4 separate regions of the Homo sapiens genome follow, and regions 1, 2 and 4 are each linked to region 3. The links are chromatin loops, found by intact Hi-C in ENCODE. Cell type or tissue: endothelial cell of umbilical vein. All regions are shown on one strand. Region 1 overlaps NCOR2 (nuclear receptor corepressor 2). Region 2 holds the start of LOC124903045 (a long non-coding RNA gene). Region 3 has its middle 110 kb from the start of NCOR2. Region 4 overlaps NCOR2 (nuclear receptor corepressor 2).

Region 1 (8,000 bases), 160 kb after region 3:
CTCATGGATGCCTGCCACAGGGAAGGGGATTTGGGTTCCTTGGGGCCAGTTTTTAGCAGGCTCAGGCCGGAGAGGGTGGCTGTGGGATCTCTCAGGTCTGTTTCCAGCTCTGTCGGCTATAGGGGGGCCCTGGGGCCATCCCGGAGATCCCTGGAGCTCTCCTCTGCAGCTTCCAGCCAGTTTTCTGGAACTAGCGGGAAAGGAAAGGGGCACCAAAGGTGTTTCCGGGCATGCGACTGCTGCCACTTTGAGGTCTTGGCTTTGGTAGTGGGTTGAGTCATGGCCCATGAAACATAGGTACACTTGGAAACTGTGAATATGACCTTGGCCTTATTTGGACCACAGGTCTTCGCAGATGTCACTAAGGTAAGGGTCTCAAGATGGGATCATCCTGGAATAGGATGGGCCCTAAATCCAATGACAAGTGTTCTAAGAGAAGACACACAGCAGAGAAGTCCACGTGAAGACGGAAGGAACGCCAGGAGCCACTGGGAACTGGAAGACACAGAGAAGGCTCCCCCTGCAGAGTCTTTGGAGGGTGTGTGGCCCTGGTGACACCTTGAGCTTGGATTTCTGGCCTCCAGAACTGTGAGAGGATAGGTCGCTGGTTTCAGCCACCCAATTTGTAATAATTTGTTATAGCAGCCACAGGAAACGAATACAGTTGTGAACTTTATTTTAATCACTCATGTATTTTAAAATTAAAATGTAAAATGTAATTTTGTCTTGTTCACTGCCATATTTCCAGTGCTCAGCACATACAGTAGGGGCTCAGCAGATGCTTCTCGAATGTCTGATAGCTCCAGGCCTGGGTGAGGAACTCCTACCTGCTGGGAGTTGGACCCAGCTTTCAGGAAGTCGGTAAACTGGGCTGGAGTGGTGTGCATTCAGCAACACCATCTTTTTGTTTATTTATTTGTTTATTTGAGATGCGGCCTTGCTCTGTTGCCCAGGCTGGAGTGCAGTGGCATGATCTTGGCTCACTGCAGCCTCTGCCTCCTGGTTCAAGCAATTCTCTTACCTCAGCCTCCTGAGTAGCTGGAATTACGGGTATGCGCCACCACACCTGACTGAATTTTGTATTTTTAGTAGAGATGGGGTTTTGCCATGATAGCCAGGCTGGTCTTGAGCTCCTGGCCTCAAGCGATCCACTGCGCCCGGCCTATTTATTTTCAGTTGAGGTGAAATTCACATCACATATAATTTACCATTTTAACATGAACAGTTCATGAGTTCTTAGTACAATCACAATGTTGAGCACCCACCCCTTCTATCCAAAAAATGTCCTCATCACCCCAAAAGGAACCCTGTACCGGTGGGGTCACTTCACGTTGCCGCCTCCCGCAGCCCCTGGCAGCTACCAATCTGCCTTCTGCCTCTGTGGACTTACCTATTTTGGGTATTTCTCCTGGACGGAATCATGCACTGTGGGTTTTGGCTTCTTTCACTCCGCACAATGTGTTTGAGGTTGATCCGTGTTGAATGGTGTGAGTCCTTCATTCCTTTATATGGCGGAATTCCATTGTGTGGCATACATCAATAGAACCATTTGATATCTAAGTGGCTTTTCAGATGAGGAAACTGAGGCTGCCCAGGTCACGGAGCCCTGGGGCCCGGGATTGAGGAGGTGCAGATAGCCAGACGTGTCTGGCTCACGGTGCTGTCTCTTTCTCCTGCCCCCACCCTGCTCCACTCGTATCTGTGCCTGGCCAGGAAGCAGCAGTGTGTGGGGAGGAAGTGAGTGGGGGTCTCTTCCAGCTGGAGCCGGATGCTGAAGCGTAGCTGCGGCTGTGGGTCTGGATCTGGTCCTCAGAGTTCTGGCCCCCACCTCCCCCCTGGGCCCCACACATGTAGTTTCTGTTGACCTGGGTTGCGAGAGAGGCAGCAGGCAGGAGCTCCCCCATTCGCCAGCTGAGCCTTCTGATGCCTCGAGAGGCTGGGGGCCTTGCCTGGGGCCACTCAGCTTAAGGTCCCCCTGCCCCTTTCCAGACCCCCTTTGGCCCACTGTCCTGGCCCCTGTGGCCTGCGGTGAATCATATTCTGGGGGGTCTTCACCGATCTTTCCCACCGTCAAAGCTCTGCTCAGCAGACGGGCTCCAGGAAGCGGCCTGTCGGCAGATTTTGGCCAGGGGATGCTTTTTCGAAGTATGGAGGGGTGGTCGCCGTCGAAGGCTTGCGTGATGGGGAGTTCTTTTGCTGAGCAGATAACCAGACACTGGCTTATTCTGAATATGAGTTTGGTTTTGGCCACAGGCTCTGTCTGGGGGCTGCTGCCTGTGGCTGTTTCTGGTGTTTGATGATTTGTGGTCTTCATTAAGTCACTCAACAAACAATTTGCTGCGGAGTGTCTGGCGGGGAAGACACAGGAAGCAGAACGAGTGGCCGTGAAGAGACATGCCCAGTGTCAAACCTGCCCATAGCACACAGTCGCTCTGAGGGGGTGGGAGGAGTTACCGTGGATTCCAGGGCCAGCCTTTGGCGAAGGTCTGGATGCAGGTCTGTGTCCAAAACAAACAAAAATGAACAGAAGGAGGTGGTGAGGCCTGACTCGGCCGCTCTCAGGCACCGCTTCCTGGTGGTGTTTGCATGGGGCCAGTTTGGCCTGGGTGTCATGGTCCCGCCTGGTCTTGGCGACGGTCTGGGCGGGAAGATGGTGCTGGATCTTTGGGCTAAAAATATGCCCGTGCCTTCCTGTGCCTCAGTTTCCCTACCTATAAAAGAAGGCGTAAGAGTAGCAGAATCCCACCTTTGGCTTTGGGGCAGGTCTACGGAAACCCCCCAGGGGTGTTTCCTGGGGAAGGCTAGAGGGCCAGCTGTTCACAGGAGACATCTGGCTTCCAGGGGCCTCCGCAGCCACTATGCTCATCCCCTCGTGGCCAGTCTGGGCCCCCTGCCAGTCCAGTGGCCACGGGCCCCTGTCACAGGCAAATCTGGTCTTAGTCCTGAAACCCTCCTGTGACTCCTTGTGGCTGAATTACCACGTGGATAGCGGAGACAAGCCAGGCTTGCCCAGTTCAAGTCCCAGCTCAGCCACTAGCTGTTGACCTTGGGCAAGTCACCTACCCTCTCTGGGCCAGCCTCCTGCTCTGTCTGTGTGTGGCGGCTCAGGGGCATACCTGCCTATGCCGCGGTGGTGTGAGGCCAGCTGGTGAACCAGGGGACCCGCTTAGCACAGTGCTGGGCACACAGTCCGAGCTGCTGGGCTCGGTGTGTGTGGCCACTGTTATTGTTATTAATATTATTACTCTCAAGATGCTCCTGAGAGTAAAAAGGATGACAATGTTATTGCTGGAGTTGAAGGCCAGGCCCAGAGTCCATCTGACCACTTCCCCTCCACTCCTATTAGCTCCCTGACCTCATCGTCAAACTCTCCCCGCCTCGCCCCTGCGCCCCGGCCACACCAGCCTTCTCTCTGCTTTGACAACACACCCGCGTGGTCCAGCCTCCAGACCTTCACATCTGCCATGCTTCTGCCAGGGGTGCCTTCCTCACATCTGCACCCCCAGACCCTTGTCATCATGTGGGCTGCTGTCCAGGGACACATTCTTAGGCCCAACTCTTGGCTGCTAGGGGCAGGGAAGTGAATCTGGAGACCCTGGTGGAGCCTCCTCTGCCTCCTGGGAGCTCCAGCAGCTTCCTCTGGCGCCTCATCTCTGCTTTCCAGAGCACTTGGAGAAGCAGAGCTCAGCCTGCCCCTTCTACGGATGGAAAGTTGACACCCAGAGAAGCTCAGACTTGTCTCTGAGTCACACAGCTAATTGCAGCCAAGGTTCAGACTCCTGGCTGACTACCAAGCCATCATTGTTGGCCTGTGTGTGTGTGTGTGTGTGTGTGTGTGTGTGTGTGTGTGTGTATTATTTGGCCACGTCTTCTTTTCTAGGCCTGTCACCGAGATGACCCCAGATCAGAATGCCAGTGTGAGGGGGTCACGCTTTCTTTTCCTAGGATTAAAAGGAGGACAGAAATATTTGCAAGGGAGAGCCTGCTCCTCTGGCCATCTGGCCCTCGGGACAGAGGACGGGGGAGGGATGGGCCGAGGCCTGGGTTCGGAACCAGGCCGGAGCCAAGGCGCCAGAGCTACGCTCAGGTTGGAGGTGCAGGTGCGGCTCGAAGCTGGACAGTCCGGGCTGGGAGGAAGCGGGTTAAAGTGGGAGAAGCGGGGCTGGAGCTCTCTTTCGCCTGCCAGCGAGCGAAGAGCCGAGCTATAAAAAGGCCTCACAGTGTTTCAGCTCCCGAGTGTCGGCTGGAAGCCCGCCAGGGTTACCATGGCGATGAGGAATTATTACTTACTGCCAAGGCTGGGAGAAAAAGCTCGTACTTTTGGCTTCCAAACAAGAGGAGTGGACTTATGTAATTCCCTGTGTTTATAGGCCCAGAGTGGCAGAGGCGAGAACGGATCGCTGGAGGCCCGACGTCTCGTTCACGGCCCAGCCGTGGGGTCAGGCGGCCCCGCACTTGTCGCCGGTGGGCCTTGGCCTGCCCGGGTTTGGGGGGCATCGGGCTGGGAGCCTGGGGGGCCTGGCCTGGCCCTGCAGGGCCTCCAGGGCCGGGATGGGAGTCGTAGTCTCGCGGGAAGGTGAGGCCGCCCTCTGGGGCCGCCCCTCTGCGGGTGTCATCCTGGAGGAAGGATGGGTCTGATGTTGGCTGTGGTGTGCCTCCTGGAAGCCGGCAGCACAGCCTGTGTGTGTGGACTCTGCTGGCCCGCTGGCTGGCACTTTTTTTCTTTTTCTTTTTTTTTCTTGTGAGAGAGTTACTTCAAGTTGTGTTTGGAGCTGACGTGAGCGAGGTTGGTCATGTGCTCGGGTAAGAGAAGTCGCCGGGCTTGGAGTGGGCAGGGAGGTGCAGTGTGGCTGGGTCACCCCGGCCGGGGGAGGTGGGCGCAGACTGGGGTGGGGGGCTGTGGCCTGCAGGCTCTATGCAGGGGCGCTGATTGGGGGCCGAGGAATTCATCTGGAAAGAGCCCCAGTTCTGTCGCTGGAGGTGGTGGCCAGGGCTGGGGGCTGAGTGGCCGGCCGCAGGTCAGCCAATGGGGGCAGCTGGACCCTCCCCTGGCAGCGCAGTGTTGTCGGCCCTGAGCTCAGCGGGATGGTGGGCAGGGCTGTCTCATCGGACGAAGTTGCTGCAGTCACGGAAAAGAGCGCTCGGAGGCGCTGGCCGGGCAGGCCGGGGTGAGGCTTCTTGGCCGGCCCGCGTGGGAGGGGACCCGGGTGGGCACTGTGCTCCTCTCCTTGGTGCACATCCGGCGTCCCTGGGGGGGAGCATGGCGAGCCTTGGGGGCTCAGGGGGCTTCTGTTCCCGGAGTTGACTTCAGGAGGGCATGTGATCGTGGGCGCTCCCGAGGCTCTGCCCTGGGGCTCCGCGGTGGGCTCAGGCAGGGGAGAGCCAGGTGCAGGCAGCGCTGCAGCCCGGCCCCGGCGCCCGGCTCCCCACCGAGGTGGCGCTTGGCTCGGTGCCCATGTCTGGTTTGAAATCAGCGCCACCGGCCCAGGCTTGCCCAGGGACTTGGCAGCGAGGAGCCGGGATAAACACTGGAAAGTTGGAAGGGCTTCCCGAGCTCACAAGGAGCCTTTAGTTGCAAACCGGGGGGATGAGGGAGTGATTTGTCCTGAGGTCTGGGTGCGCCGCGGCCATAGGGAGGTGGCGGGAATGGCTCCTGGGGACCTCTGAGCCCAGGCTGGGGAAGGGAGGGGGCTGGGCTTCCAGGCAATGTTGCTCCTTTGCCACAGACCTGGGTTTGAGTCCTGGCTCCGTCCTCTCTATGCTGTGTGACCTTGGGCGTGTTGCCTCCCCTTTGCAGACCTCAGTTTCCTCGTCTGTAAAATGGGGCACAGTGGGGTCTACACAAGCATGGGACTGACGGGAGAAGGAGCTGCAGTTTTAGGGGGAACGCGGGGCAGACTGCCTGGGTTCCTGTCCTGGTTGGACACTTCCTGGCTGTGTGACCTTGGGCAAGTCACTTACTGTCTCTGAGCCTCAGTTTTCCCATCTGGCAAATGGAAGTTGCATCTTTCCCCACCTCATAGGCTGTATGGCTTAAGGGAGTGAATGAAACCTGCCTTCTAGCTCATAATAGGCTCACAGTTGATAATTCACTGGCACTTTGTTTTCTCGATGCTGACAATACCGGCACCTGGTCTGAGGGTGGGGGGCCCCTGGGATTTCAGCATCTCAGGGCGATGGTATTTATGAAGTTGTAGTGGCCGGACTGAGGTTCCAGTCCTGGCTCGACCCCTCAAGGATGGTGTGACCTTGGGCAAGTCCCGGAATCCCACAGAGCCTCAGTTTCCTTGTCCTTTACCACAGTGGTAGCACTGCAGCCTGCCGGTGTGTCTCGGGAGAGCCTGAGAGAAGCCTGAAGGGGCCCGCACAGTGCTGGCCTGGGTGGGCCTCCGTAATTGTAACCACAAGGTTGGATTTAAGTTCGAGTTCCGTCCATTTTTCTTTTCTTCTTTGCAGAGAGCTCTCATGTTTTGTAGAAACCTGGGTCCAGATAATGGGAGGTAGGTCGAGTGGGTGCTTCCCAGGCTCTGCCTTTGTTTGGGATCCCCAGGTCTCCCCCCATGCCTGCCTGTTCTGCCCCGTCTCCCACTCAGCCTGAGCCCCTCCGTGCCAGCCCTGGGCCAGGCACCCCCCACAGTGCCTGGTGTGGCCTGGGGACTGGCGCGGGAGGGCCAGTTCTCCTGCAGAAGGTGGCAGCCGTCCTGTGTTTGTAAGTGACACCGGATGCTGGGCCAGTGACTGGCTCAGGGCCTCCGCTCTTGGGCCAGCAGGAGCCAGTGGGGAGTTCCCCGGGCGTCCAGGCCCCCCGCACCAGCTGCCCGCTGTCTCATTGTCATGGGGCCTCTCCTGGGACCTCGAGAATGGCCTCCGAAGGCGGGGGGGTTCTCATCCATGTCCCCTTGTCACCCCCAGGGCCTTGGTGTCCACTTGGGTTGGCCACAGAGCTGTGTCGTGGCTGCCCCTGACCTTTGCCAAAGTCCTCAGGGACTCGATTTTCCTACCCGGTGGAGAAGAGTCCTGGGTGAGGTTCAGAACAGAAGTCAGCACCAGGGCCTTTGTGACGAGGCAGCTCAGCATGGACTGGTTGTGATCACTGGAGTCTGCACATGTGATAAGAACACATAGAACTAAATACGCGCACACTCACACATGCACACACATACATGCACACTCACGCACACACCCACATGTATACTCACACGCACACTTGTGAACATACACACCATACACACAGTCACACGAACATGCACACGCATACTCGCACACTCACACTCACATGCACACTCACACTCATATGCACACTCACAGTCGTGCACACACACCCATACTCACATGCAGACACCCACACAGATACATGCGCACATGCACACACACACTCACACAAGTGAGTGCATTGGAAACTGCTGCAATCTGCATACGGCTGGCTATATCCATGCTGCCTTCCTAGTTATGATATGGATGATGAATTGTCGTTGTCTCAGGTTTGTCTCAGGATGTTATTCTTGGGGGAGGCTGGGTGAAGGGCACACAGGATCCTGGGATCTTGATTTTTTTTTTTTTTTCCTTTTTTGAAACCGAGTCTCACTCCGTCACCCAGGCTGGAGTGCAGTGCAGTGGCACGATCTCAGCTCACTGCAACCACTGCCTCCTGAGTTCAAGCGATTCTCCTGTCACAGCCTCCCAAGTTGCTGGGACTACAGGCGCATGCCATCAAGCCCAGCTAATGTTTGTATTTTTAGTAGAGGACTCCCCCATGAAGCTGGCCTGTAACTGAGCTTGGTCCCTTGGACATCCCAGGGGGTCCAGGCAGAGTTTGCTTTGTGCCTCAGGATCACAGAGGGCTCCAGAGCATCCCAGGCTGGGGGACACGTGGTGCCTGCAGGGCCTGTGGGGGCCTCATGACTGAGCTGCTGTAAGGGTGTTCCTGTCATCAGAGTGGCGTGGTGGAGGCTTGTGTCCCGTGGGCATGGGTCGTAGCTTAGGGTCTGGAGAGATGGGGG
Region 2 (8,000 bases), 61 kb before region 3:
TGCTGCCAGCCCCGCCGCCCCCTCTCCTAGCTCACAAAGACCCAGCGCCCTTTCCAAAACTGGGTCTTCCTTCCAGGCAGCCTTGATTCTCGCTGTGGAGCCGCAAGGACTGTGGATCCTTGTCTGAGCACTAAAGTCCAGCAAAGGTTTCTGTCATTCCTTCCTTCCTTCATTCATTCTTTCACTCATTCATTCCTCCCCCACCAGCCCCCTAATCTCTCTCCTCTCTCTATCTTGTTAATGATCTGGAAATATTTGAGCATCCAGGCAGCTTGGTTCCCATCGAGATCCACTCATTGATTCACTAAATATTTACTAAGCACCCACTATGTGCAGGCACTAAGAATCTGTTCATTTACCACTGTTTGTGGAGTACCTACTGTGCGTGAGGCCCTAGACAGACTTGCATTCACTTAGCAGGTATTTGTGGAGCATCCACAGAGATACATGTTTGTCCAGTATTTGTGGAGCGCGTACTATACGCCAGGGAGTCATTCATTCATTTACCAAGCGTTGGGGGGGGCACCTACTACGCTCTGGGTGTTGGGGTGCCACAGTGAACAGGACAGACATGGTCTCTGCCCTCAGGCATCTTATGGTCCAGTGGGCAGGGGCAGACTCTTAACAACAATTTGATGTGCTGTGCATTTATTGCACACCAACTGTGTGCAGGCTTCTTGGAGGGCAGGATTAGAGATGCACGCTGGTCAATGTGAACAGCCTGAGCATGAATCAGACCTAGATTGGGACTGGGGTGCCGACTGCATCACCAAAGAAGGAGACTGACTTCACCTCCAAGACCTCAGTTTACTCAGCTGTAAAATGGGTGGTGGTGAGACTTAGCCAAGGGGCCTGGGAAATAGGAGTTTGCTTCTGTTGGGGACAGCTGTTGCTTTTACCAACTCAGCATCTGTTCCTCCTGGTAATGGCGCCCCGGATCTCGTTGAGGAAAACAGCTTTCTTCTTTTCTCTCATCATCTGTAGTTCAGGTGGGGCTGACCCCGCCTCCCTGGCTCCTGGAGGAGCACATGACCAAGGCTTGGCCAATCAGGTCATCCCATCCTCTGACAGCAGTCATTGGTCCAAAGGAGGGTCACATGATGTAGTCGGGTATCAGTGAGATTCTTACCTTAGGACGGGAGAGCCTGCCTGAGAATAAAACCAACCCAGAGGGCCAGGCGTGGTGTCTCATGCTTGTAATCTCAGCACTTTGGGAGGCCAAGGTGGGCAGATCACCTGAGGTCAGGAGTTCGAGACCCTGTCTCTACCAAAAAATACAAGGGAGGCTGAGGCAGGAGAATTGCTTGAACCCGGAAGGCAGAGGTTGCAGTGAGCCAAGACTATGCCAATGCACTCTAGCCTGGGCAACAAAAGCGAGACTCCATCTAAAAAAACCCAAAACAACAACAACAACAACACCCAGAGGAATGGAGAGAATGAGTCCTGGTGGTGCCATTGTGAGCCCCTGGATCCAGCTGTGCCTGAAACTCACCCAACCCCTGGACTTTTCAGTAACATGAGCCGATAAACTCTCTCCGTCGCTTCAGCCACTTTGAATTGGGAATTTTGTCACTTGAAGCCAGGAGCCCTGACTGACAAATAGGCCTTTTCTCTCCCCTTATTTCATAAAACACCACGCGTGGAACAAGCAAAATTAATGCCCCTGCTTCCTAAACAGCCGATGAGCAATGGCTAATGGTAGAGGCTGGGCAATGACTCCTTTCTCTTTGGTGCATGAGGACATCCATTCTCTGGCCGGCCCCTGACCTCGCCTCACTGAGCTGGAGCAGAAATCACTTAACCTTCCAGGCCTCGGCGTTTAGAGGTTTGTGATGGATGGTGCTTGGCCTCGTGGGCAGAAATGGAAAATTCTCGGCCGTCTGATCTGTCCCTTCTTTCTGCTTTTCACGGCTGGCCCAGGCAGGAGTCAGTGGCGGGATTCGGAGATGGCAAGCGTGCTCTGTCAAGGGCCAGATAGTCAATATTCTAGGCTTTGTGCGTCATGAGGCCTCTGTTGTGCATTCTTTGTTATTTTTTGTTTTGTTTGTAAAAACTCCTTAAAAATGTAAAGAATGACCAGGTGCGGTGGCTCATGCCTGTCATCCCATTGCTTTGGGAGGCCTATGCAGGAGGATCACTTGAGGCCAGGAGTTTGAGACCATCCTGGGCAACGTAGTGAGACCCAGTGTTTAAAAAAAAATTAGCCGGGTGTGGTGGCATGCACTTGTAGACCCAGCTACTCGGGAGGCTGAGGTGGGAGGATTGCTTGAGCCCAGGAGTTCAAGGCTGCAGTGAGCTGTGATTGGGCCACTGCACTCCAGCCTGGGCAACAGAGCAAGACCCTGTCTCAAATAAATGAATAAATATATAAAAATTTTAAAAATGTAAAAATTATTCCTAGTGTGCAGGCTGCGAACTCTTCTCCTTTGCTACTGGCTGGATTTGTCTCATGGCTGCGTTGTAATGGCCCCTGGATGAGGCCATGGTTCTGGGGAATCAGTGGCCCTTTTCTCTTTCCTGACTTCTCTCCCTCCCTTTCTTCTCCCCTCTCTTTCTTTCCTTTTCTTTTCCCTCCCTCTTTCCTTTCTTTGTTCTCTCTTTCGTGGGATAAAAACCCTTGTTCTCACAAACCCAGGAAATATCCTGGAACTATTTTGGTGTCAAAACTCATCCTTAAAAGTAGCCCATCTCCTTTGCTTGCCATTTCTCCCCATGGCACGTAGTACAATTTGTAATTATAGATTTATTTCTTTAATTGTTTTGGGGGTATCTGTTTCCTTGTTCTGAAATAGAAACTCCATGAAGAAGGAAAGCTGGGGAGGGGGTGCGGGGTCTGGGTTTCCAGGCAATTTGGGGCTGATTTCAGCGAATGGGGGGTGGGACATGACTGTGGTGAACTTGACAAAGGGCAGGATGCTGGCCTTGCAGCTGTGTGGGCAGAGCTGGGCGGGGCTGGGGGCTGCTGGAGTCGCCTCTACACAGGCAGGCTCTGGCCACGACCCTGAGCCATGAACGGAGGAGGGAGTGGGCTCTCGTCCCTGGCCTCCCAGAGACCACAGCTTGCTAGGGCCAGCTGGCAGGTGTGATTCTGCTCCTAAAGCTGGATCTTTCCTCTGCCGGTGGAAATCCATCGCTCTCCGGCTGCTCGAGAACTCCTGGCTACAATTTGGCAAGATTCGGATCTGGCTTCTTTAGGATTAAGGAGCTGCCGGGAGTCACAAGCAGAGACACTCATGTGGGTTCCGAAGGTCCGCTCTCTGGGCACCCCAGGCTCGGAGTATTCTAAAATCCTGAGCCATCCACAGGTTCCCTAACAGGACCCTTCTGGCCACTCCAACAGACCCACTGCCCGCGTCGGGGAGGCCCACGTTTCAGGCACTGTAGACCAGCGGGGAGGAAGCGCCTGGTGGGTCTTGAGCTGAGGACATCTGGCCTGGGTGGGGAGTCCAGGCTCTGCAGCCCCACTGCATTTTCTGTGGGCTCCACCGCCCCTCGGGAGTCTGCAAAGGGTCCCAGCGACTCACCCATCTGGACGCCCTTCCTGCGGCTGCCTGTTCACCTTGGCTTATGCGTGGTGGCAGGTGGCGTCTGCGGGAGCTCCAGAGCACTGGGCCTGGTGGAGCTGCACCCCCAGCGGGTGCCCAGGGGTCAGACACACCGATCCACATAAGGACACTGTGCCCGGTGTTTACATCCAGGTTTCATTCCATTGGATGGGAGCCCAGACCATCAAGTTATTAAATATTTATATAACGTCACTCATGCCTGGGCCTCTGTGGAGCAGTGTGACTGAAATCACTGGTGTATTTTGAGATCCCCCCATCTCTCATTCAAATTCCTTATCAGGAAATTCCTTCTCATTCAAATTCCTTGTCAGGACTCCCCTTTTGTCAGAGTCGATACCATTATTGTCCCTATTCCACAGAGGGGAAACTGAGGCACAGGACTGTTAAGTGCCCAAGGTCACAAGGCTTGGTTGCAATTCATTCATTTATTTATTGATGTACCATTCAGTGAGGGTGCTGGGGGTCACAGGTGAACGAAGCAGCCCCTGCCCCTGCTCACGGGGTCTGGTAGGCAGTTGGGGGTGGGGGCACAGCAGGGGGACTTGGCTAAAGTCCAGGAGTCCAGGAAATCTGTCGAGCATGGTGTGGCCCAAGGGTTGAGCGCCCAGTCCCTGGGGGCAGCTCTGTCTGGGTCCAAATTCTGGGTCTGTCACTTACTACCCGTGCCTCAATTTCCCCACCTCTTAGCCTTTTGGTGAAGACTAAATAAGTTGTTATGTGTATCTGTAATAGATGAAACAGAGTCTGGCACATTGTAAGTGCTGTATCCGTATCACCAATGATCATGATAAATGCCAGTTGAGTACATGAACAAAAAGCAATGTTTCAGTTCAGTCTTTGAGCATCCCTGGGTGACAGTAGCTAAAGTTTAGACCATGTGGGGAACAGTGTGCCAGCTAGAGGGAACAGCATATGCAAAGGCCCGCCCCACTGCTGTACCAGGGCTCAGCGTGGATCTGTCAAGGGATGAGGCCTTTCCCTGGGGGCCCACAGAGGATAAATCAGAAAAGAACAGGCAGGTATGTCTGGGGAGGGGGGCGCAGAAGAGAGGGAGGGAGCCTGCCTTGGACCATGTGTCTCAGACGCACGTGGGAACAAGAATGGCAGTGACCTAGTCATCGGGTAAAATGATAGCTCAGTTCTGGGGACCAAGACCAGGACATGCGGGTCCTCCTGGGAGGCTTCTCTTCTGACTCCTCTCCTGGCCCCATAAAACCCTCCTTGCAGGGCCATGGCCGCCGAGCTCTTCGGCTGTGGAAAATGAGGAGGCTGCTGCCTCCTCCAGGTGTGTGGAGGGAGCCGCTGTGACTTTCATCTGACAGCGAGCTGCTTCCTGACCAGAAATGACTCAGAAAGATTTGTCGGCAGAGTGCTGCAGCTGCTGTCCCGGGATCAACTGGGAAGCGCTGGATCTGGGTGGCAGGGCCACTCACTGCCCATGGAACTCAGGCTTTCTCCAGGACTTCTGTCTGGGTCGCCTCTCTCTGAGGAAGCCGCCACCCCCAGAGGGAAATGACTGGCCTGCCATTCACCCCTGGGAAATCCTGCCAAGGCTTCTCTCTGCCCTCTTGTTCTCGTGATGGCCACTGAGGGAGGGCATGTAGGAGGGTGTTTATTCCATCAGCAAATTGTTATTCAATCAACACACATTTTCTCAGTGCCTCCTTTGCTAGGTGCTGATGAGACAAAGTTATAGGAGGTGTTGTCTTTACTCTCAAGATTTCAGCCTCATGTGAGAGACACATGCAAGCTGGTAATTTCTCACGGTGAAATCTTTATGGGTTGGGAGTTAATTCAGCCAGGCTCTCTGTTTGCAAAAGGTAAAACAAAACAAAGCAAAACAAAAGCCTCCAACTAGCTTAGGGGAAAAAAGGAAATTTAATCATCATGATATAACTGAAAAGTTAAGTACATACCTTCAGGTACAGCTTGATCCGGGGGCTCAAAATATTCACCAGGATTTACTTCCTCTCCATCTTGGCACCCTGCCTGCTATGGTTCTGATTGCTATGGTGGGCAAAATAACCACCCCCAAAGATGTCCATGTCCTAATCCCAGGAAACATGTGAATATGTTAGCTGACATGGCAAAAGGGACCTTGCAGATCTAATGACGTTACACGTCTTGAGATGGGGGGATTCTCCTGGATTATCATAAGGGTGATGTAATCACAAGGTTCCTTATCAGTGAAAGAGGAGCATGAGTCAGAGAGAGGAGTTGTGACTGCAGAGGCAGAGGCAGAGGCAGGAGTGATGGCTTTGCTGGAAGGGGCCATGAGCCTAGGAGTGCGGGCAGCCTCTAGAAGCTGGAAAAGGCAGAGAATGGATGCTCCCCTGCAATTTCCAGAAGGAACACAGCCTTGCCAACATCTTGCTTTTAGTCCAGTGAGGCCCGCTGTGGCCTTCTGACCTCTAGAACTGTAAAATAATACACTTGTGTTGTGTTAACTCACATCTCCCTTGGTTCCAGTCTAGGGGGAGATGGAATATTTCCTCCCTGGTAACTCTGGCACAATTACCTAGCCCTCCCTCTGATGGGACCAGCTCGGGTCGCATGCCCGTCTCTGAGCCAGTCACCTGGCTAGCAGTGCTCTGACTGGCCAGGCCTGGGGCACAGGCTCTGCCCTTTCAGGGGGTGGAGGCCACCTGACTGTCCTGGACTGCGTGGAGGAAATTCAGAGTGATGCCCCCATTGAAAAGGGGAATGAGGCTGCATGCAGTGGCGCACGCCTGTGATCTCAGCACTTTAGCAGGCCAGTGTGGGAGGATTGCTTGAGCCCAAGAGTTCCAGGCTGAGGTGAGCTATGATTGCATGACCGCACTCCAGCCTGGGCAACAGAGCGGGACCCTGTCTCTTAAAAAAGAGAAATGAATGCGGTGTACCCCAAAACAGTACCTGCTCTCTACAGCAGGGGAGGGAGAACTCTCACCTGGCCCTGAGGAAGGAGGGAAGAGCACTGGGGGGCATGAGGAGACCTGAATTTTATTCGCCATTTCCGGTCTCATTCATGGGCTGTGTGACCTTGCGTAGGTGGTGCAACCTCTCTGGCCCTCCATTTCCGCACCCGTAAAATGGGGCTGATAGTCACGGCCTTGCATCTTCCTGGGCTGGGATCATTCTTGAGCGACAGGCTGGCTTGGAACGAGCCCCGTTGCCGTGCAGCTAGCCCGGGGCTCCCGGAGGGTGGGCGTTTTCATGCCTGGGCAGCCTCTCGTTTGTTTTCTCAGTGGTTTTGCTTTATCGGGGCGTTAAATGGAATCTTCGTCCTGTGACTCAGACTTCAAAAGAGACGCGTGACCTCCTGGGTTAAGCTGCCTGGGGCTGCTGGTGCCGGGTGAGAAGGCAACGCGGCGCCTTCCGTGTGTGGTCCCGGGGCCCCCAACCCAGGCCGCCTGCTTCTCTTGCTGACCCTGGCCACCGCCATCTCCATTTGTCGGGGTTTCTGTCGGAGTAGGAGCACTGGAGCTTTGACCCGTTTGTTGAGAAGGAAGGGGCTTCTCGGCCAGCTCGCCTTCCAGTTTGGTTCAGAGCAGGTGCCCAGGGTCACATGACACATTAATCAGGACTGACTGGCTGCAAATGGCAGAAAGTCAAATCAGGTGGGTGCGAAGCCCAGCTCCACTACCTATTAGCTGTGTGACCCTGGGCAAGTTACTTAACCTCTCTGAGCCTTGGTTTCTTAATCTGTAAAATGGCGATGATAATAGTATTTACTGCACAGGGTTGTTCTGAGGATGAAATAAGTTGATAGAAAGTGCTAGAACACATCTGGCACGTAGCAATGCTCCAGAAACGTCAGATCTTATTACTCATTGGCCTCTCCTCATAGTGAGGTGGGAGCAGGTACGCGGGGTGTCTGATTACACTTTGGATAGAAAAGGCCTTCCTGTCATCTCGCCTGTCTCGTCTTCCCACAGCAGCGGGAAACAGCCGGGGCCTGGCCAGCATGTGGTCCTGAGCAGGGGCCTGGGGACGGCCTCGGACCCTTGGGAGGTACAGGGGAAGGCCACCTTGCTGTTGGGTGGCAGCCAGGGAAGGGTTAGTGACAGCTCATGTCCTGGAACTTTCTGTGGAAGCTGGATCTAGAGTAGAGAGTTTGTGAGATGACCCTGGCCGCACACTGGTTACCAGACAACTTCATTCCCACACATCCCGGGAGTGGGGTGTCATCCTCCCAACCACCCTCATGCTAACTTCCTGCCCATGGGAAATGGGCCTCCGAGTGGCTAGCTGGCTCCCTTCATTGCCTCCATTTAGCCTTCACCATGATCTTTGAGGTGTTACTGTTCCCATTGTACAGATGGGGAAACTGAGGCCCAGAGAAGTGAAGTCACTTGCCCAAGGGCACACAGCTAGGAAATGGCAAGGCTGAGGCCTGCTTGGCTTCTTGGCCTTAGCTGGGAATTCTGATGCAGTTTGGCTTCCTGTGCTATC
Region 3 (8,000 bases):
CCCCAAAAAGCATCCACTGCCTGAAGTGGAGAGAGGTCTGGCTTCTCTTCGTCTGCTCGGGGGAGACTCTGAGTAGGACTTGCTTTGGAGACTGGAGCAAACTGTGGTGTGCAGAGGGTTGCTTTGTGAATTACCTGGCACCGTTGTTCAGGGAATGAGCCACAGTGCTTTGAAGGTTGGATACTCTGGAGTTCTTGGATATGCAGATGGCCAACAAAAGAAGTGCTTTATCTTCATGGCCTCGTTGGAGCTGGGAACATTCTGGACCTCAGTGCTGGAGCCTGCTTTCACTTCCTCTACTACCACAGTCTCAGACTTGGCCTGACAGGGCACTTCAGACCTTCTCCTGACCAACCAGTCCAGGTCCGACTGGTTTTCCCAAAAGTGCTCACTGCATCGCATAGAGACTGTAGTGCACATTAAAATGAATTACGTCCGGAGAATACAAGATGATCAGATATGAACCGTTTTGACTCCAACAATTATAATGGCTCTGTGCTGTGTGTCAGGGGCTATGAAACAGGCGTTAAAAAGAATGAGGTGACTGGCTGGGCACGGTGGATCACGCCTGTAATCCCAGCACTGTGGAAGGCTAGGGCGGATCACTTGAGGTCAAAAGTTCGAGACCAGCCTGGCCAACATGGGGAAACCCTGTCTCTACCAAAAATACAAAAATTAGCCAGGCATGGTGGCGTGTGCCTGTAGTCCCAGCTACTCAGGAGGCTGAGGCAGGAGAATCACTTGAACCTGGGAGACAGAGGTTGCAGTGAGCTGAGATCCTGTCATTGCACTCCAGCCTAGGTGACAGAGCAAGACTCCATCTCAAAAAAAAAAAAAATGAGGTGACTTATGTGTGTCCAGCATGAATTGATGTCTCAGACATGTTAAATGAAAAAAGCAAGTCACAGAACGATACACAGAAAATGGTACAAAATAGAAACAACAACACAAAAATTTAAAAATGAAATCAAGAACTCTTCTACAAAGAGGTGGGATATGGCATAGTAGTCCTGCGACCACTCTGCTCAAAGCCACAGTGGATTGACCTCCCTCCAACATGTGCTGGCTGCTGGCCCTGTCCCTCTCCGAGTCTCAGTTTCCCTGTCTGTGGAATGGGGATGATAAAAGTAAAAGCCTCAGAGGGTTGCTGTGGGCCCCACAAAGTTTGGGAAGTACGGGCGCCCAGCCTCGTTGACTGTGCTTATCATCTGTGCAATGGGGACAGCCTCAGGGGGCAAGGATCTCTCTCCAAAAGACATTTTGGAATTTCTCACAGCCAGTGCATGTGGATTACATGAGTACATTTTTAATAAGGAAAAAAAAAAGAAAGTTAAGGATGCTATTTCTGAAGGGAAAATATGCAGGAAGTTTTTAAGACCCTGACTCCTCACACACCCCCTCAGGGGCCGGCTTGCAGTTTAGAAGTGAGCACACGTGGGTAGCTCAGCTCTGCGGAGGAGGCTGTGGTCAGAGGCAGCTGCCTGGCGGAGGCTGGAAGGGCCCCTGGACATTTATCAAGGCCAGGATGGGGAGACATGCTGCTCCCGACCCCAGAGGCCCCACTCATGTTACCTGGCGGCTTTGAGACAGAAGTTCCTCAGCAAAGCAGGCTCCTTCCTGCCTGGCATTATGAGCAGAGATTAAGCACTCTGTTGACACACAAAGAAACAGCCCCATCTGTAAAATTCCGCAGCAGGGCGAGGCTTGTCAGGCCTTTAATACAGGGGCCTGGAGGCTCCTGAGTGTTTACTAAGAGCTCAGCCTGATGGGGATGGAGGAGAGGACTCTCTCAGTTCAGTAGCATGTTTTTACTGCGCACCTACTGTGTGCCCGGCACCATTCTAGACACTCAGGACGTGGCAGGTAGATAAATAAATGAACATGAGGATTGGAGGCAGTTGTGAGTTCTACGCAGTTGTTAAAATTGTTTGATTTGATAGAAAGTGAGGAGGTGAGGGGGTGGGGCTTACCTCTGAAGAGGTAACATCATCTGTACAGAAATCGAAATCGAGTTAGAGAACCAGCCATGGGCTTGTGTGTGGGGAGGAGCCTTCCAGCAGAGGGCACAGCAGGTGCAAATGCCCTGGGGCCGTAGTGGGCTTGGCATGGAGCTGGAAACTAGAGGTTTAGGAGGAAAACGGTGGGAACAAGGTTGGTAAGGAGGGTGGGCTAGATCACGCTGGGCCTTGTCAGTCGCTGTAGGGAATCTGGATTTCCGGCATTTACTTCCTCGTACACCGAGCACGTGAGTTTTAAGCACCAGTTATGTGCAAAGCAAGGAAGTTTGCTCAGGGTGCACTTGCTGGGCATTTATTAATTTCACTGAGAAGACGGTGCTTCTGTTCATGCGGCCAGTGCAGGAGCTGGGCCCACCTGTCACTTGGCCACAGCTGGGGAGCACAGGCCCGGAGCAGGGTTTGGAGATGAGAAGTGGGCTGAGCCCCAGTGCTGGGCTCAGGGTACCGAATGTTAGAAGGCAAGCCCTCTCAGGGTGCCAGTGCAGAGGGGCACCTGGGATGCCTGACATGCCTCACCCAGTGCCAGACCTGCTGAGGGCACTCACGGTTCAACCCGGGAGGCCCAGGAGCAGCTCAGGCCTGGTGGGAGATGAGGGGTAGAGATGACCTCCCTGAGCCAGCCTGAGGCCAGCTATGTTCATGAAGCTTCCAGCGTGCTGTTTCCCAGGAGGGCAGCTCTGGGAGCCTGAGAAGGCAGGGAAGCTGGAGCTGCCCCTCCCCCAGCCCTGTCCTTCCCAAAAGCACAAGCACGTATGTCGCAGTTCACCCATGTGTGGTGTGTGTTGGGACTACTCACAGGTCACAGGTGGGGTTGTGTTTCCCGAAAACACATGTCCGGGTCCTAACCCCTGGCAGCTGTGGATGTGACTTTATTTGGAAATAGGATCTTTGCAGATGTGATCAAGCTGAGATGAGGTCATCAGGGTGGACTCGCGTCCAAGATGACTGAAGCCCTCACAGGAAAAGGGGAGATACGCACAAACAACGTGGAGGCAGAGGAAAGGCTGGAGTGACCGATCTGCAAAGCCAGGAAGGCCAAGGGTCGCAAGAGCCACCAGGAGCTGGAAGAGGCAGGGAAGAATCCTGCCCCAGGGGCTTTGGAGGGAGCAGGGCCCTGCTGGCACCTGGATTGCAGGCTTCTGGCCTCCAGACCTGTGGTTTTAAGCCACCCGCTTCGTGGTACCTTGTTACAACAGCCTGAGAAGCAAACGCGCTGCATTTAGTGGGTGACGTTCCCTGGGGGTCTGGTTAGGATGCAGGTTCTGATTTCATAGGTCTGGGGTGGGACCCAAGACCTGGCTCCCATGCCCGGCGGATGCTGCTGGCCTGGGGGCTACGCTTTGAGTAGCAAAGCTTTGAAGGACGACTGGCAGCGGCCAGGCCAGCCCCCACCCCCACTTCTATGGGGCTCACAGACTGTCATAGTGTTCATTCATCCCTCAGGGGAAATGACTCAATCCGGGTCAGGGGTAGATCCCGGTTAGTCTAGCCAGGGGTCAGCAAACTCTTTCTCTGTAAAGGGTTGAGTCACTCTTCTAGGCTTCTTGGGCGTCTCTGCGGTAACTCCTCAGTTCTGCTTTTGTCACACAAAAGCAACCACAGACGATATTAAAAAAAAGGGTGTGCAGCTTGGGAGGCTGAGGCAGGAGGATCGCTTGAGCCCAGGAGTTCAAGACCAGCCTTGGTAACATAGCAAGATCCTCATCTCTACAAAAAAATTAAAAATTAGCTGGGCATGGTTGTTTGTGCCTGTAATCCCAGCCACTCAGGACGCTGAGGCAGGAGAATCGCTTGAACATACGAGGCAGAGGTTGCAGTGAGCCAAGATCACGCCACTGCCCTCCAGCCTGGCAAAAGAGCGAGACTCAATCTCAAAAAAAAAAAAAAAAAAAAAAAGGATGTGGCTGGGCACCAATCAATCTTTATTTACAAAAACAAACAGGCTTGGGGCCCGTGAACCACCGTTTGCTGACCCTGGGCTAAGCGTCATGGCCACCCCATCCCCCTTCCTAGATATTCACGTGGCCTAACCCTAGCCACTGTGGCGTGGAGGGGACTGTGCTGGGGGATTTACAGGGAATGCTTACCTGCTCTTACCTATTTATTTATTTTTTTCTAAGATAGGGTCTCCCCAGTAGCTGGGACTACAGGTATGTGGCACCATTCCTGGCTAATTTTTGTATCGCTTTTGGTAGAGAGGGGTTTCGCCATGTTGCCCAGATTGATCTTGAACTTCTGGGTTCAAGCGATCCATCCTTCTTGGCCTCCCAAAGTGCTGGGATTACAGGTCTGAGCCACCATGCCCAGCCTACCTGCTTTTAAAAAAGAGAGAACCAGGCAGGGTGCGGGGGCTCACGCCTGTAATCCCAGCACTTTGGGAGGTTGAGCTGAGCGCATTGCCTGAGGTCAGAAGTTCGAGTCCAGTCTGGGCAACATGGTGAAACCCCCCCCTCTACTAAAAATATAAAAATTAGCTGGGCGTGGTGGTGCACACCTGTAATCCCAGCTACTCAGGAGGCTGAGGCAGGAGAAGGCAGGGAGGCTGAGGAGGTGGAGGTTGCCGTGAGCCGAGATTGAGCCACTGCCCTCCAGCCTGGGCGACAGAGCAAGACTCTGTCTCAAAAACAAAACAAAACAAAACAAAACAGACAAACAAACAAAAAACAAAAAGGGGGGAAGAGATGGCTGCCTTATCTTTGACTGCACTCTGTCTTGTTGGGATGTGATGACCAGATCTGCTGCAGCCATCTTGAGGCCATGAAGGGAGTCCCAACACTGAGGGGTGGCAGAAGAGAGAGGAGGAAGCGCCTGGTGCAGATGCCACCAATGAGCTGCTGAGTCACCCAGCCCTGCAGCTCCTTTGCTCCGGGACCTCCTCTCATGGGGAGAATCCATGTTCATCATGAAAGCAGTTGGAATTGGGATTTTTCTCTAACTTGCTACCCCAGGCATCCTGAATGCTACAACCTGCTCCGGGTGCCCCAGGCCCTGGAGCCGCTCATGGCCTCCTGTGCAAGTCAGCACCCTCTCCTCCGGGCCCTGCACGCAGCCACCACGCCGCAAGGGCAGTGAAAAGCTGACCTGGAGCCTAGACATTTGGATCCCTGCCCCAAGCCCTGTCGCTTTGGCCAAACCACTGGCCTTCCACATGTAAAACAAGGGCAACTCCACTGGTCAGATGGGTTTGTTGTGGAGTTGAAGTTTGTAGGCAATAAACCCTAAAATAGCAACCTGCAACCCGGGCAGTGTGAGGAGTACTGTCAGGATTCCACCCCCACACGCTCCGGGCCTCTCAATGACGCTTCTGTGTCCCTTCTCTCCAGTTTGCTCCTAACTGCCTGCACTTTCACCTCGCTTCTGGGCACTGCTCCCGGGCTCTGGCGGTGCTTTGGCCCCATGTCCAGGGAGCCTGACCCGCCTGGTGGCTGTGATTCCCTGGGACAGCCCCTGGGTGACCACTGTGAGTCTGAGCTCTTGCCTTGGGGCAGGACGAACTGGGTGCTCCTCAGACCCAGATCCGGCTGAGGCTGGGATATTGGCTCGAGTGACACCTGGGCTTGGCTTCCTTCCCTGCCCTGTCCTGTCTCCCCTGTGCAGCCTCCCCTGAAGCGCGGGTCTACAAACCTCATCCCAGGACCCGTTTCTAGGAGACAGTGAGGCTAAGACCCAGTGCCTGCCCGATGCATTAACAGATGGAATCCTCCTGAGGACCCTAGGAAGCAGGTACTCTTATCCCATTTTGCCCAAGGGGACACCCAAGCCCAGAGAGGCTGGGTAACTTGTCCAGGGTCACACAGCTTGTCTTGCTTCTGAGGTCATGTCTTTGCCATTGCACTGTACTCTGCAATGGAGCTCTTGGGTCAGAAACCCCAGCTTGGAACCCCATCTTTGCTCTTGCCTAGTCCTGTGACCCTGGGCAAGCAATGCTGCCTCTGTGGGCCTCAGTCTTTTCACCTATTATGAGTTAAGCCACCAATACTTGTAAGGGGCTAAGTGCTCAATGCATGTCAGCTGGCATTTGTCATTATTAAGAGAGGGGCGTCTTTGAGCTGGCTTTGCCCTGCTGGGCTGCAGACGGGCGGGCAGCCCTTGGGACCCCCAGATGACCCCAGGGGAGGGAGGAAGAGGAGGGAGAGGTGGCTGGCTGAGCCCCAGCCCACTCCGTGCCCGGGAAAGGCAGGATGTGGCCCACGCAGAGTGAGGGCAGCCGGCACCGTCGCCATGGCAGCAGCCTCCAGCGGGCTTCCCAGCTGTCCAAGGAGCCTGTGGGGCCTCCACCGTCCTGGCCCAGGGCAGCAGAAGTGGCCGCAGGGCCTTGTGCCCTTGGGCGGTCCCCTAATTTATAGCCGGGAGCATTTTCTGGTTCAAAGCACATAGCATTCAGTTATGCTCTCTGAGGGTGGCCGTGCAGGGAGGCCTCAAGGCCACCCCCGGGGGCCTGATTAGCATCAAGAGACTCCCACAGTCTGAACTGGGAGTCCTCGAGGTCAGCCCCCTCCCACCAGGAAAGCCCCTGCCCTCTTGTCTAAGCCATTTGTCTGTCTAGGAGGCAGGGGCGGGGTGACAGGCTTGAATCCAGCCCAGGCACTTTCTAGCTGGGTGGCCTTGAGCAAGTTACTTCATTTATCTGGGCCTCAGTGTCATCATCTGAACAGTAATAATAACAAAACAGCTTTGGGAGGCTGAGGCAGGAGGATTGCTTGAGGCCAGGAGTTTGAGACCAGCCTGGGCAACACAGCAAGACCTGGTCTCTACAAATTATAAAAACGTTAGCCGGGCGTGGTGGTGTGTGCCTGTAGTCCCAGGTACTTGGGAGACTGAGGTGGGAGGATCGCTTGAGCCCAGAAGGTCAAGACTGCAGTGCGGTGATCATGGCGCTGTACTCCAGCCTGGGCCACAGAGTGAGACCCTGTCTCTTAAATAAGTACAATGGGCTCACAAGGACCTGCACATAGGTTGCTGTGAAGATCAAGCATCTGTCAGGGGATGTGCCCAGATGATAGCTTGGACTGAACAAGTACTTCACGCAGGCCAGGTGCTGTTTTAAGCCCCTTGGGAATAAGCACTAGGCTCCTCCCATCTATACTGCGGTTCCGTCGCTTTTGCTCCTGTTTTACAGATAAGGAAATGGAGGCACCAGAGGTTATGTACCTGCCTGAGCAAGGCCTCTGCTTCCCCTAGTTCTTTTGTATTTCATTTTACAGGGGCCCTCAGATAACATTCAGGTCCCCTGAGCATGCACTGGGCGCCTACTGAATGCAGGCATGGTCCTGGCCCCCGGGGTGAGTGGAGGCGAATCAGACGTAGCTGGGGCCGCGGGGCAGAAGGAAGCACGGAGACACCCCTGAGACCTCCAGGTCTCCTCTTCCGCTAGGGTGTCCTGGTTCTGACTTACAGGGGGCTTGAGCGCAACCCCCAGCCTTTTTCTCTCTGAAGAGAGGAGCAAAGACCGTGGAACCTGCAGGGACGGCAAACTGGGCGCTTCCAGTTCCAGCTGTATATTTCCCCCCTGTTGGATTTCCTTTGGGTAAATACGGAGTCAAATCAAACTTTGAACTTCCAACTCCCTGCCAGACTGTTTCTTACTACCCCTATCCCTTGCTCCCCACCTCACCCAGATCTCTCCTCCCTGCCTCTGTCCCGAGGTGGCGGAGAGGCTGGGGGAAGCCCCAGCGTGGGAATCCTCAGAGCGGTAGGAGGGAGAGAGGCTCAGCGTCAAGGGCTGACCCCGGGGTCTCTGCTGGCCTCTGCTGTGGTGTGGCCAGTGTCATGCGCCCTGGGGATTCCGGTGCCTGGGGAGCAGGGGCTTGGGGACATGTCCCGCCAAAGGTGAGGACCTTGGCAGCTGCATTCAGACAGGGCTACCCCTGACACACAGGTGAGCATGCGCACATACACACATGCACACACATGCCCCCACACACATGCCCGCACACACACGCCTGCACACACATGCCCACACACACACACACACGCACACAC
Region 4 (8,000 bases), 210 kb after region 3:
CTGAAGCTGCGGGTCACTGGCACACATTGGTGACTGCAGCTGGAAGCCAGGTGGCTCAAGGCAGCCCTCAATGGTTAGGTTTTTGTTTGTTTGTTTTTTCCCCTCTAAATTCCACTTTGGCATTTTTTAAAAGTGAAATTCTCAAGCATAATTATTTTAAAGTGCACAATTCAGTGGCATTTCGTACATTTGCAGTGTTGTGCAGCTGTCACCTCTCTCTGGTTCCCAGCCATTTCAACAACCCACAGGGAAGCCTCATAGGAGCTAAAGCAGCCACTCCCCGTTCCCCTACTCTCTGTCTCTATGGACTGACCTGTTCTAGACATTTCCTATATAGGGCATCACACAGTATGCGTCCTTTCTGGCTTCTTCCACATAGTGTCATGGTTTTGGAGTTTATCATGTTGTCTCTTGTCTCCATCCTTCATTCCTTTTTATGGCTGAAACATATTCCGTTGTATGGAGATGCCTCCTTTTGTTTATTTCATCATCTGTGGCCATTTGGGCTGTGGCTGTTGTGAATAGTGCTGCTGTTGAACATTTGTGTTGAAGTTTTTGTTGGGACACCTGTTTTCAGTTCTCATGGGTGTATACCTAGGAGCAGAATTGCTGGGTCGTGTCGTACAGTAACTCTAGGTTTAATTTGCTGATGACTTTCCAGGCTGTTTTCCACATCAGCTGCCCCATTTTACATTCTTACCAGCAATGCATGAAGATTCCTGGTTTCCTGGTTTTCCACATCCTCACCGACCGCCCCCCAGCTTTTTTTTTTTTTTTTTCTGAGATGGATTCTCACTCTGTTGCCCAGGCTGGAGTGCAGTGGTGCCATCTTGGCTCACTGGAGCCTCTACCTCCTGGGCTCAAGCGATCCTTCTACCTCAGCCTTCTGAGTAGCTGGGAGTACAGGTGTGCATCACCACACCGAGCTAATTTTTGTGTTTTTTGTAGAGATGGGGTTTCACCATGTTGCCCAAGCTGGTCTCAAACTGCTGGTCTTGAGTGATCTGCCCACCTTGGCCTCTCAAAGTGCTGGGATTTCAGGTGTGAGCCACTGTCCCTAGCCACACCAACCCTTTTTTATCTTCCTTTAAAAAATGTTTTTGATTCCAGCCATCCTAGTGGTTGTACAGCGGTATCTCATTGTGGTTTTGATTTGCATTAGAGAGCCCTTTATAGCGTGTCACTGCTGTGCAGCAGTTTTTTCAGCATTATCTCCTTGATCTTCCAAACAACCTTATGAGGTAGGCATATACCCACAGGTTCTGCTGAAGTAGACACTGAGGTCAGGGAGGTGAAGGGCCCTGGCTGAGGCTGCAGAGCTGGTGAGCGGGGGGCTCAGGCTTGAATCCAGGCCCAGCAGAGCTAGTCACCCTCTTAGCTGGGTCTCTGTAGGTGTCCCAGGTAGTATTTTCTCTAGTACCTGAGGAAGGGCCACCTTCCCTGGCTGGAGGGAGCCTCCCTCCTGCCCACCCTTTCGGGGCTGTGGGCTTCTTCCCCTTCTTGGCTTTGTTTGTTCCGTGCTTTGGGGGAGCATTTTGATGCCCTTCTTGAAGCGACCACCAGGGGTCGCTGTGGGACTGAGGCAGTTCTGCTCAAACCGCCAGCGATGGAGTCTGTAAAAGCCAGCATCCTGGATTTTCTGGCTTTTCCTGTGTTCACTTCTTCTTGGGCACCTTTCTGGGTTCATACTGATCTGCTCTGTGGTAATGTGCAGGCTGTGCGAGCGTCATAAGTGGAGCAGAACCATGTTCTGATCTCACTTGTGATGCCCTGTCACATTGCAGAATGGGGCATTGGCCTTCCATCTGACCTTGGGCCAGTGCCCTAAACCCTCTGGTCTTCAGCCTCCCTCTTGCTATGAAGCAGACGGCAGCATGATGGGATGCTCTTTCCAACTGTGTTAGGAGGAGGGGGTTCATACATGGACAGATGAGGATGAGGATGATGGGGGTGATGAGGATGAGGGTGATGGGGGTGATGAGGATGAGGGTGATGGGGGTGATGAGGATGATGGGGGTGATGAGGATGAGGATGATGGGGTGATGAGGATGAGGATGATGGGGGTGATGAGTATGAGGATGATGGGGTGATGAGGATGAGGATGATGGGGTGATGAGGATGAGGATGATGGGGGTGATGAGGATGAGGATGATGAGGGTGATGAGGATGATGAGGGTGATGGGCGTGATGAGGATGAGGGTGATGAGGATGATGGGGGTGATGAGGATGAGGATGAGGGGGTGATGAGGATGAGGGGGGTGATGAGGATGAGGGGGGTGATAAGGATGAGGGTGATGAGGATGAGGGTGAAGAGGGTGATGAGGATGAGGGTGAAGAGGGTGATGAGGATGAGGGTGATGGGGGTGATGAGGATGAGGATGATGGGGGTGATGAGGATGAGGGTGATGGGGTGATGAGGATGAGGATGATGGGGGTGATGAGGATGAGGGTGATGGGGTGATGAGGATGAGGATGATGGGGGTGATGAGGATGAGGATGATGGGGGTGATGAGGATGAGGATGATGGGGTGATGAGGATGAGGATGATGAGGGTGATGAGGATGAGGATGATGGGGGTGATGAGGATGAGGATGATGGGGGTGAGGAGGATGAGGATGATGAGGGTGATGAGGATGATGAGGGTGATGGGCGTGATGAGGATGAGGGTGATGAGGATGATGGGGGTGATGAGGATGAGGATGAGGGGGGTGATGAGGATGAGGGGGGTGATGAGGATGAGGGGGGTGATAAGGATGAGGGTGATGAGGATGAGGGTGAAGAGGGTGATGAGGATGAGGGTGATGGTGATGAGGATGAGGATGAAGGGGTGATGAGGATGAGGGTGATGGGGGTGATAAGGATGAGGATGATGGGGGTGAGGAGGATGAGGATGATGAGGGTGATGAGGATGATGAGGGTGATGGGCGTGATGAGGATGAGGGTGATGAGGATGATGGGGTGATGAGGATGAGGATGAGGGGGTGATGAGGATGAGGGGGGTGATGAGGATGAGGGGGGTGATAAGGATGAGGGTGATGAGGATGAGGGTGAAGAGGGTGATGAGGATGAGGGTGATGGGGGTGATGAGGATGAGGATGAAGGGGTGATGAGGATGAGGGTGATGGGGGTGATAAGGATGAGGATGATGGGGGTGATGAGGATAAGGATGATGAGGGTGATGGGGGTGATGAAGATGAGGGTGATGGGGTGATGAGGATGAGGGTGATGAGGATGATGAGGGTGATAAGGATGATGGAGGTCATGAGGATGATAAGGGTGATGGGGTGATGAAGATAAGGATGATGGGGTGAAGATGATGAAGATGAGGGGGGTAATGAGGATGAAGATGAGGGGAGGGATGAGGATGACAGTGATGAGGATGAGGACGATGGGGGTGATGAGGATGAGGGTGATGGGGGTGATGAGGATGAGGATGATGGGGGTGATGAGGATGAGGGTGATGGGGGTGATGAGGATGAGGATGATGGGGTGATGAGGATGAGGATGATGGGGTGATGAGGATGAGGATGATGGGGGTGATGAGGATGAGGATGATGGGGGTGATGAGGATGAGGGTGATGGGGGTGATGAGAATGAGGATGATGGGGTGATGAGGATGAGGATGATGGGGGTGATGAGGATGAGGGTGATGAGGATGAGGGTGATGGGGTGATGAGGATGAGGATAATGGGGGTGATGGGGATGAAGATGAGGGGGGTGATGAGGATGACAGTGATGAGGATGAGGACGAGCAGGGTGATGAGGATGCAGGTGATGGGGTGATGAGGAAGAGGATGATGGGGGTGATGAGGATGAGGGTGATGGTGGTCATGAGGATGACGAGGATGATGAGGGTGATGAGGATGAAGATGATGGGGGTGATGAGGATGAGGATCATGGGGGTAGTGAGGATGAGGATGATGGGGGTAGTGAGGATGAGGATGATGGGGGTGATGAGGATGAGGATGATGGGGGTGATGAGGATGAGGATGATGGGGTTGATGAGGAGCACCTGTGTGTCAGGTGCTGCGTGCTTTGCACGCATCATGAGCTCATTTCACCTTCACAACGGCTCTCTAGAGTAGTAACTCTTTTATCCCCATTTTCCAGAAGAGGAAGGTAAGGCTTAGAGAGGTCCAGGAGCTTCTCAAGGCTACGCAGTAAGTAGGAGTGGGAGTTGGGCTCCAGTCTCACCAGTGCAGCTGTGGAGTCTGCACAGCCTCTCCTAGCACTGATGCTGCCTGTAGGAACCGTAATGGGTAATAATGCCGGCTCGCAGCAGGCCTGACTGTGCCTGCCTGTGTAACTCATTCAGTTCTCACCACAGTCAGAATGGCGGCACGGCAATCAGCCCCGTTTACTGATGGGGCAACTGAGGGCTAGCAGGGTGAGGCTGCTTGGCTGTGCTTCCCTGGCTGGCAAGTCACGAAGGCAGGATTTGAACCTGGCTTTGGAGCTTGGAGGCTGCAGCTGGCCCTGGAGCTGGGGCCTCTCCCGGGTGCGGAGTCCCTGGGGTGACTCACAGGAAATGTGTAGCAGCCTGACTTCCTGTGCGCGGCCGTGGCCCGGGCTGCAAGGGGGCCTCCCCGCGCCCTGGGGGCTGCAGCCCTCCTTCCGCCCGCTGGGGTGCTCATCCCTCACGTTCTGCCTCTCCCCACAGCAACAGCTGGAGGAGGAGGCTGCCAAGCCGCCCGAGCCTGAGAAGCCCGTGTCACCGCCGCCCATCGAGTCGAAGCACCGCAGCCTGGTGCAGATCATCTACGACGAGAACCGGGTATGTGTCCCCGCCCTGGCCTGCTGCCCCCCGGTGCTGGCCATGAGGCGCTTCACAGGGGGCACCATGAATCAGGCCTCAGTGTTTCCATCTATGTGGGGAGGGGACCTCGCCACCCTCTCCCCCAGAGACGCAGGGTTTATGAGTGGGTGGGGGAAGGTGACCGGTGGAAAGCCATCCTGGTGTGGCCTCTGGGCTGTTCTGCTCAGACACTCAGATGGGTGTGGACTGTGGCTGGTCAGCAGGATGCAACACAAAACAGAGGTTTTGGGCTCCAGGAGAGCACCAGGGTCCAGCTGATGGCCAAGGGTAAGGGGCTGCCACTTTAGGTGCTGGTGCAGAAGAAATCCCTTTAAGGCAAAAGATAATGACATTATGACCGCAGCAGTGAGGTTTCATGGAGCAGCCCCTCCTGTCAGTCCTGGAAGGGCAGGTACAGGTGTCATTTCCATTTTCCTAAGGCCCAGAGAGGTTAAGTGACTTGTCCAGAGTCACACAGCTAGGAAGCATTGGACCTGGATTTGAACCTGTGGGCTGTCAGACCACAGGGCCTGAGTTCTCAGCACTGGCTTCCACTGACACTGGGCCCTGGAAGGGGCCTTTGAGATGATTGAAACACAGAGTCTGGAGCAGGCTGTGGAGGCCCATGGAGATCCCACTGGGGGCAGCTATAGTGGGTCTGGTCTTGCTGGAGGGGCTTGGGATGCTCAGAGCAGTGTCTCCAGGGGCTGGACCCTAAGGGTCTGTGCACCCCCAAGGTGGAACCTTGTGTCTGGTGAGGTGGTAAGCTCCCCATCTTCCCAGTCAAGCCACTACCAGCTGGGCTTTAATGATTTACAGTGTACTTTTTCTAAATGTACTCAGGATCTGTGGATGTTGATCCCCTCCCTTATTTTCTGGATGAGGAAACTGAGGCCCAGAGAGGGACTGGTCCTTGTGAAGCATGACAGATGAGGAACCTCCTCTCCCTGCCTTGGCTTCTCTGGTTCCCCTCCTGCCTGTAGTCCCAGCCACCCTTCCCAGCTGCCTTTTCTGTAATATCTTCCTTGGCCAATCAGTGCTCAGAGTTGAGGTGGGGGTGGGGAGGCCTCGAGTCACGTGGTGGGTGCCTGCAGTGGCAGCCTGAGGCAGGGAACTACTGGATCAACCTGTTTGGCTATGCCTCCACCTCTAGAAACAGCGATGTCATGCAGAATGAGACAAGCCTGTTTGGGGCCTGGGAACTGTGTGCCCGGCTCACTCTCCCACACCCTGACCCCTCACCCCAAGCACCACTAGTAACAGTCATAGGAGAGCCAAGGGGCCACACATCCTTCAGCCAGCCATCCTGGGTTCAAATCCCATTTCTCCCACTTCCTGGCTCTGTGACCCTGGAGCGTTGTACTTAAACCTTCCTGTGCCTCATGCTCCACAGCTTTAAAACAATGACAACGACGGCATCACCTAGTACAGTTGGTGTGGGGACTAAAGGGGTAATTTCCTAGTGCCCTTAGGACAGACAGTGTCTGGCACCAAAGAAGTGCCAGCTGGTGCTATTAATTGTCATTATCATAGCTCTCATTTCTTCTTGTGTTTGTTTACCTTGTGCATTTAATAGAATACTATTTGCATTTAGTAGAACTACTGTTATTCTCTCAATTTTGCTCATCAAGAAACCAAAGCTCAGAGAGGGAAGGAGACCTCCCTGAGATTGCAGAGCAAGTGAGCTTTGAGCCTGGGACTTGGAGCCAAGATTGAGATGGCTCCAGGAGCCCAAAGTGGAGGGGACATGGGCAGGGCTCCTGAGAGTGTCACCTCTACCTGCCCTCTCTGATCCTCGGTGGAGAGCAGACACGGTTCTCTCCAGCAGCTGTGGAGGCCAGGTCAGTGGCCCAGCACATTGCTGCAGTGCCTTGGCCCTCTGCCTGGAGCTCCTCTCCTTGCAAGGCTCATACTGTCACTTCCCTCTTTGCTGAAGTGGCCCCTTCTCAGCAAGACCCGTTTCAACCCTCTACTTAATACTGAAAACCCTTTTTTCAGGAAAAGGAGTTTTCAGGATGACACCCGTTTTCCTCCTTTGTGGCTTCTGATTCTCCTTAGCCCTTGTCCCCATGGGACATGATTTCTGTTTTACTTATTTATTCTGTTTATTATGAATGGAAACTCCGTAAGGGCAGGGATTTTATTCCTGCCCACTTTTATTTCCAGTGGCATCTCCAGCACCTAAAACAGTGCTCACCACACGGCAGATGCACATTAAATAATTATTGTGCAAATATTCAGGCGGCAGGAAGGGAGGGGAGATGGAGGCGGGTGGCCAGCTCTGGCCTGTGGAAGAGGCCTCTGGTTTGGGGGCGTGGGGGCTGGTGGGGATCCTCCGCCCGGGCTGAGTCTCTGAGCCTCCAAAGCCTGCAGCCTAATGTGCGGGAGGCCCCCAGCCGCCTTTGGCAGGAGCAGCCAGGACTTACCGCCCCTTGGGGGATCAGTAGGATTAAATTTTAATCCGCCTTCCTTCCCTGCTGGTTCCTGGAGAGATGGAGGACAAGGGTCTGTTTTTCGAGCCAGCCGGAAAACGCAGCTTCCCTGCCGGGCAGGGCCCGCCTGGCAGTTCTGAGTGCTGGAGTCTGGCTCATTATCCATTCGGAGCACATTGGTGAGGCACCCGCTGAGCGAGGCTTTTCCCGCCTCCCCGCCTCCTGGGAGCTGCCTGCGTGGGTGGGGGCCGGGCAGGTGTGCACAGATGGCAGGGCAGCCATCAGGGTGGCTGCAGCCTGAGAGCAGGAGCAGACGGGGTGGCCTGGGCCCAGGAGGGCAGAAGCGTGACCTGGAAGTGGGTGCTGGGAAAGGCTTCTTGGAGGCAGCGGGTGGGCCGGAAGGAGGGCGTTAGGGTGAGGGGGCATGGCACAGGCCAAGTCCCAGAGAGGGGACTGGCGTCTCCTTTGATCTTCAAAGGTGGTGGGCACGAGGTAGGAGCCTGTTGGTTCCGGGACAAGGCACGCACTTGGAATCTGGATAAAACATACACAGAGGCAGCGCTAGCGATGTGTGGATACATAAGGGGCATTTGTGCAGCACAGGTTGCTGGTACCGTAGGAATTCAGGACACTGGGGAACAGTCAGGATGGGCTTCATAGAGGAGACGGGCCTTGAGCTAGGTCGACTGGGGAAAGGTAGAAGGCTGCTTCCAATAGAGATGTAGATGGCTCATTCACAAGGTGGAGAGGAGGCAGGATTGATGGAAGCGGCA

What was found. Peaks named below come from ENCODE experiments on the same cell type or tissue, not always from the same donor. Only the 100,000 strongest peaks of a DNase experiment are listed, where the experiment ranks them.
Region 1: a loop joins it to region 3, with 6 times the contacts of the local background. A loop is called at or near these places in 13 of 110 quality-filtered maps.
Region 2: a loop joins it to region 3, with 6 times the contacts of the local background. A loop is called at or near these places in 30 of 110 quality-filtered maps.
Region 4: a loop joins it to region 3, with 8 times the contacts of the local background. A loop is called at or near these places in 3 of 110 quality-filtered maps.

What each region holds. Positions count from the first base shown.
Region 1 is chr12:124,514,943-124,522,942 of GRCh38, reverse strand. All of the region lies in intron 2 of NCOR2 (nuclear receptor corepressor 2), which reads left to right. It overlaps LOC105370047 (a long non-coding RNA gene), which reads right to left. Exons shown (of 3, transcript NR_188646.1): 2 at 7,002-7,100; 3 at 6,145-6,480. Among named protein-coding and RNA genes, the nearest start is that of NCOR2, 49 kb to the left of the region's middle. RefSeq lists an enhancer at 1,378-1,930. In endothelial cell of umbilical vein, no CTCF peak of the experiment used is centred here; DNase peaks (open chromatin) are centred at 2,472, 3,752, 4,272, 5,492 and 1 weaker place; H3K4me3 peaks cover 971 bases; H3K27ac peaks cover 4,834 bases.
Region 2 is chr12:124,737,913-124,745,912 of GRCh38, reverse strand. LOC124903045 (a long non-coding RNA gene) reads right to left here and starts at 3,609. Exons shown (of 2, transcript XR_007063509.1): 1 at 3,525-3,609; 2 at 2,726-3,205. RefSeq lists an enhancer at 932-981. In endothelial cell of umbilical vein, a CTCF peak has its summit at 4,850; DNase peaks (open chromatin) are centred at 3,652, 5,022 and 6,836; H3K27ac peaks cover 2,998 bases.
Region 3 is chr12:124,677,042-124,685,041 of GRCh38, reverse strand. No RefSeq gene overlaps it. Among named protein-coding and RNA genes, the nearest start is that of NCOR2, 110 kb to the right of the region's middle. RefSeq lists enhancers at 1-234, 3,361-3,430, 3,621-3,690, 7,730-8,000. In endothelial cell of umbilical vein, a CTCF peak has its summit at 3,496; DNase peaks (open chromatin) are centred at 2,921 and 3,481; H3K27ac peaks cover 3,059 bases.
Region 4 is chr12:124,462,947-124,470,946 of GRCh38, reverse strand. It overlaps NCOR2 (nuclear receptor corepressor 2), which reads left to right. Exons shown (of 49, transcript NM_006312.6): 7 at 4,661-4,774. Among named protein-coding and RNA genes, the nearest start is that of NCOR2, 100 kb to the left of the region's middle. RefSeq lists a silencer at 4,454-4,663 and enhancers at 4,661-4,774, 4,764-4,833, 7,215-7,782, 7,783-8,000. In endothelial cell of umbilical vein, CTCF peaks have their summits at 1,549 (motif pointing right) and 4,618; a DNase peak (open chromatin) is centred at 4,526; H3K27ac peaks cover 1,252 bases.